Regions from separate parts of the Homo sapiens genome. Here region 1 is linked to region 2. The links are chromatin contacts, found by Hi-C or POLR2A ChIA-PET in ENCODE. All regions are on one chromosome and are shown on one strand. Each heading gives the region's core, a stretch centred on a gene start or an enhancer-like site at or near the end of the contact. The rest is flanking DNA. Distances are from core to core; before and after follow the strand shown. Region 1 overlaps UBE2D3 (ubiquitin conjugating enzyme E2 D3). Region 2 overlaps MANBA (mannosidase beta).

Region 1 (2,924 bases), core at 393-2,892, 180 kb after region 2:
AATAACAGCAAATTAAGTAAACTGCTAAAAAATCTGTCAGAATAAGCAACACCATTCTCTAAAAAAATTACTACCATACACTCATCATTCATGTTTCCTTTTGATTGTCTATAGGTATGTTCCTTGCCTTTTGGGAAAAACTAGTGTGTTGTTCAAAATAACAAAGTCTAAACTGTCAAGCAGAAAAACCAACTAGTTTTAAAGAGTTAGTTTATTCTGCACACCATCCAATTAGAAGTTTTAATTACCAACGCTTCTGTGCTTTCTTAGTATTGACAATTTTTATAATGAAACTATCAACTACCCTCTGAATCAAAGATGAGCTTTATTTTAAGGCATTTTATAGCATTCTTTGAAAACTGGTAATCCAAAATGGGAAAATTCTAGAGGTTGCAAAAGCAACTGCTTTACAAAACACTAGGCAGATAATATGGAATTGACCTAGTAGGCACTGTGGTAAACACATATCCCATCTAAAAAAGGGAGGCAGCTGTCATTCCATCCCAAGCCATTACTGCTTATGGAATGTGGGCCTACTCAGAAGGCTTTTATTTGAAGACTGCCAACTTTCAAAAATATCGTGTGGGCCAAACTGGGTAACTCAACATTTAACTGCGTGTATTAAAATTAAACAATATTGCTACCAAATTAGATAAAAGTAAGTACTTTTAATAACTACAAAGCCAGGATTGTGCATTTCGTTATTACAGGACTATTTTTACTGTTTTAAATGTTACTTTGTTTTAAAATGATCCAGGACGTTTCAAAGTATTAAACTTAATATTTGCACCCCTGCCATGTCTTACTTTGATTTAGTTTTTCTACCTTTAGGGCACTAACATTTTAATTACTCTAAATTAATCCTCCCTGCTTCAATTTCCCATTAATTTATCCTACTCAGCACTTCATTCACCAATCACTTATTTTCCATCTTGTCACACTTCAGCACTTGTTTTAGGTATCTGTCTCCTCTAATACAGTGTAAGTTCCCTATAAGATCGACAGGGATGTTTATTATGTTCAATTTGTATCCTTATTACCTGGCACACAGTATGTACTCACATTTGAGACAGAAAAATGACTAAAGTTAGAATCAGAATTACTAAATAAATACTTGTTGATTCGACTCATCTACTAACTCTAAGAGCATTTTTTCCTTTAGAATTCTAAATATTACTTACTGACCATTATCTCACCTAGTACATTATTGCTCTTTATGTTGCTTATAAAACCACCAAAAAGGGAAGACAGTTTTCAGGAAGATACACATGTAACTTAGAAAACAAATCCTTAAGCGCCTTAGCAAGTTAAAAAAAAAAAAAAAGTTAAATATTTGTGTAAGATACAGTCTTACCCCAGGATGTTTTAGTGCGCTCTAATTCTCTGAAATTCTTAGATGGTATCCATAATTCTGAATATTCAATTATCCAGCATATAGTTGCTTATCTACCCAGGATAGAAAGGAATTTTGCTATATTCAAAATATCACTTTCTGCCTAAATATATTCAAATTTTGCATAAACTGAAGTTCTATAAAGAATCAAATATCAAAATACAATTAAGCTAGATTATTGGCAGCTGCAGTAACAGAATAAGATCTCTGAGTAACACAACGCATGGCATATCAGAGCCAGTAACTTTGTCTCTATAAATAACAGGAAGTTCCATGACAATGCTTTACACAGTGCTATGTAGAAAAACTGAACTGAGATACAGAGATGTTTGGTAGGTCATAGAGATGGCTATACTCTAGAACGTGAACACAGGGATAGACACAAAGTACACGTAACAAATGACTAACTCATTATGTTTTTTCTTTCAAATGCAGTACAACTATGGAATATCCAAAATAGAATTAACTATATGATAAAATAAACCTACAGACCAAGTTAAAAATTACAACCAAATCAATGCTGGATTTTCACTTAAAACTAAATTTAAAAATTCTTAATACTTACAGGTCCCATAATTGTGGCTTGCCAATGAAACACTAGAAAAAGAAAAAAAACTCTGGTTATCTAAAAATGCACAAGCTTAAAAAAAAATTAGGCATAAAAATCAACTTGCAAGTTACTTACTATCATCCCCAACTGGACCTGCAGAACATTGTGCTGGAGGGTCACGGGCCAAATCACTAAGTTCCTACACCAAGACAGAAAATGGGTGAGTCACATAAGCTTAATTTAAGAAAACAAGCAAATGAGTCCACTGCTTTCAGTTACTTTCACCCTATTTTTAAAGGCACACTCCATCACAATTCACATAAATAATATATTCCATTAGGAGAGAGAACATGCCTGAACATATGCTGAGACAATCATCTTAGCTAGAGTTCGTAAAAATATATATGCAAACACATTGATACAAAATTTTTTATTTACATAAAAGCCAATCTCTTACAAACCGAAATAGCTATAATTAGATATTCTCATAGTTTAAGAGCTTAGACCAGAGAGAGCTCAACATTCACGTTATTTGTTGAACTTCCAAGACCACTTTCAGAGGCCCTCAACTGTCTTAAATTCTTTGTTCTTCCTGAACCATCCTTCCTCCCCAATCCACTAACTCTATTTTCTACCTGAAAACAAACCAAAAAAACTCTCATGGGGCTAAGTACCTTTTTTGTTTTCTAATCTCCTTATTCTCTCAACTCAACCTTTTTTTTTTTTTTTAAACTCAGCATCCATTTTTAACTATTGAAATTTTTTTTTTTTTTGAGACGGAGTCTCCAGGCTGCAGTGCAGTGGCGCAATCTGGGGTCACTGCAAGCTCCACCTCCCAGGTTCACGCCATTCTCCTGCCTCAGGTGCCCGCCACCATGCCAGGCTAATTTTTTGTATTTTTTAGTAGAGACGGGATTTCACTGTGTTAACCAGGATGGGTCTCGATCTCCTGACCTCGTGATTGAAATTCTGACCCTGAAG
Region 2 (2,700 bases), core at 102-2,601:
TGAATGAGAAAATTATGATTTTTATTGTTCTCTCTGTTCTGAAATGGGAAGATATAATCCTGGGAACTGACCTCTCTTCATCCCACTCTCTCTGGAATGTGCTTTGCAAGAGCATATGACAGTAAGACCTGGTTCTGGTCTTTTTATCCTATTGTTCACACAACTAAGGATATGGTTTAGATATATGTCCCCATCCAAATGTCATGTTGAAACGTAATCTCCAATGTTGAAAGCGGGGCCTGGTGGAAGGTGTCCGGATCATAGGCACGGATCCCCTTGGTGATAAATGAGCTCTTGCTCTGAGTTCACAGGCGATCTGGTGGTTTAAAAGTGTGCGGCACCTCCCACCCACTCTCTCTCGCTTGCTCCTGCTTTCGCCATATGACATGCTTGTCGCTGCTTCGCCTTCTGCCCTGACTGTAAACTTTCTAAGGCTTCATCAGAAGCCAAGCAGATGCCCGGTGCGATGCTTCCTGTACAACCTGCAGAACTGTGAGCCAATTAAACCGCTTTTCCTTATAAATTACCCAGTCTCAGGTACAGCAATGCAAGAATGGACAAATACAACCACTAACAGAAAAACCCTATCAGAAACTCAAAGTCAAGAGTAAGTGCATCAGACTGTATTCCTGCATGGCAAGATAAATCTATGAAAACAGTAAAAATGACTAACTGTGCTGCCACACAAGAACTGCGGAAGAATGTTTTGGCTACTATTATTCCTTAATAGGAATAATATGTATACGGCACATTTCTTTTCTTTTAGAAGTTGTTGTCAGCATATATTTATGTCCTTTAATTTATTCTTCCCTTACAAATTATTCTTTTCTGGTATTATTTTCAGAAAGAATTTGCTGAAGAACTTACTTACCATTTGCCTCTCTTCACTTCATTTTTACTATTGCTTTCTGTACTAACTGGATGATAATGAATGTGATGTTAAAAGTACAATCACCATTTACTTAGCATTTTAATTTGTTCCAGACCCTATTTGTTAAGTCCTCACACCTACCTTTGAAGGTGAGGGATCATTAGCTCCATTTTACAGAGGTGGAAACCACAGTTCAAAAGGTTGAATTGTTGCCCAAGGACACACAGTCAGAAGCTTCAGTACCTGGATTTGAATCTAGAGACTGCGGCTGGAAGCCTCACCCTCTCCAGGACACCGAGCTCAGGCCCAGGATGATGCTTCCATTACAGAGCGTCACTATGTGCCAATCTGGGGCCCAGCCCTTGAGCTAAATTATTTTATTTATTCTTCAAAACAAACTTACAAGGTGGGTGTTACCACTCCCATTTAGCCACAAGAAAACTGAGCACAGGAAGTTAAGTAACTTGATTAAGGTTACAGAACTAGTAAGGGCAAACTACAAAGTAAACTCTGGCTCATCAGCTTGAAAGCCCCTTCTCAGGGCCCCTGGCAGAACATGCACAGGTGTCAAGAAGAGCAGTCCTCCCTGCCTCGCAGCAATGCTTTGCTAAAACAGGATTTACAATAGTCATAAGAACATGACATAATATTTACCAAGTAAGACTCTACGGAGTCCCAGCCCTAAGTCCCCTTATCCCCTTGATAAGGCTTTGTGTGTGTGTGTGTGTGTGTGTGTGTGTGTGTGTGTGTGTGTGTGTACATATAAAATGAGGATACTCTTAGATACTGAAGAAGACTGGATTGTCTGTAGTTACTTTTAGAGTCACTGAACATAATGCTTCTCATTTTTAAAACCAAAACCACTAATAATATCTTAATTTTAAAGCCAAACACTCTTTGCTGGTCCATTCTATAACCAATTACATGACTGTTTCCAGAGAAAACCTTTCACATGTCTTAGTTTAGATTCTTCAAACTCTCCCAGTTTACCAAGCAGAATAATAACGAGAACTAAATGGAAATTAGGGTCCAGCACAGTATTGGGCAAAATTGAATATTTATAGAACGGTTAAATAAGCCACAGATGAAATATCAAGTTGTCAATGTAATTTATATAACTTTTATTTTTATATAATTTCACATGTACAGAAAAATACCCATATACCTTTACCCAAATAGCTACCACCAAGAAATCTCTGTTGTAACATTTCAATCGCCATTCCCTCTGAAATAATAACAAAGCACTTTATTTGAGTATTCCGTATTCCCCAAAGCTAGCTGTGAAAGACCTACATCACCTCAAAACCTTCCATTTGGTTCCATAGATCCTGCCATGTCACATTCTTGTAACCAGCTGCAGGGCCATCTTGTTATAACTGGTTCATGTCCTGCTAAAGCTGAGAGGTGAAGGGCTAAAAACACAGTCCTGGCACAGATTCCAGGACACCCCGGCACAGGCTTGTTTGAGGACATTGCCTGGGTAAACAGCCTCCCCTGAAAGTGTTCAGTGTACAACTCTTCACAGAGCAATCGCTCAAATGCGTGGCAGCACGCAGACATGTCTCTCGGCTTCTCTCCTTGTCTCTGTTGCCTTCCTCTCCAGTCGGTGCTTTAGAAATGCTTTATTCCCATTGTCCACTGAAAATACAACCTAGATTCCTTCAGTAAATATCTGTTAAGGAGGTCACATGAAAAGATTGCTCCAACTCATTCTTGCTGGTGGGCTCCCAAGGGTAAAATAATATAGTTCGTGTCTTCTCAGTCATGAGGAAACCATTGTCACTAAATCTCCCTGGGATGCTTCCTACATCCAACCAAACAAAGGGAGC

What was found. Hi-C counts contacts between places; a loop is a spot of excess contacts on that map. ChIA-PET counts read pairs that join two places held with the same protein, here RNA polymerase II (POLR2A). Pooled maps may share reads with other maps.
Region 1: a map of G401 shows a loop between it and region 2 (5-fold over the local background). The contact joins two enhancer-like sites. A Hi-C loop is called at or near these places in 11 of 168 maps with a recorded cell type or tissue (CD8-positive, alpha-beta T cell, Caco-2, Caki2 and 8 more), 1 of 37 single-sample maps with no recorded cell type and 3 of 50 pooled maps. POLR2A ChIA-PET finds 5 or more read pairs at or near these places in 5 of 52 experiments (AG04449, CD4-positive, alpha-beta memory T cell, HEK293 and 2 more).

Annotation. Positions count from the first base shown.
Region 1 is chr4:102,807,714-102,810,637 of GRCh38, forward strand. It overlaps UBE2D3 (ubiquitin conjugating enzyme E2 D3), which reads right to left. Exons shown (of 8, transcript NM_181891.3): 3 at 2,079-2,142; 4 at 1,959-1,990. Among named protein-coding and RNA genes, the nearest start is that of UBE2D3, 18 kb to the right of the region's middle. Within about 2 kb of position 1,643, at least 4 of the 41 ENCODE cell types and tissues checked have a DNase peak (open chromatin) inside an H3K27ac peak, as active enhancers do.
Region 2 is chr4:102,629,525-102,632,224 of GRCh38, forward strand. It overlaps MANBA (mannosidase beta), which reads right to left. Exons shown (of 17, transcript NM_005908.4): 17 at 1,246-2,700. The coding sequence ends at 2,533. Among named protein-coding and RNA genes, the nearest start is that of NFKB1-AS1, 130 kb to the left of the region's middle. Within about 2 kb of position 1,352, at least 7 of the 41 ENCODE cell types and tissues checked have a DNase peak (open chromatin) inside an H3K27ac peak, as active enhancers do.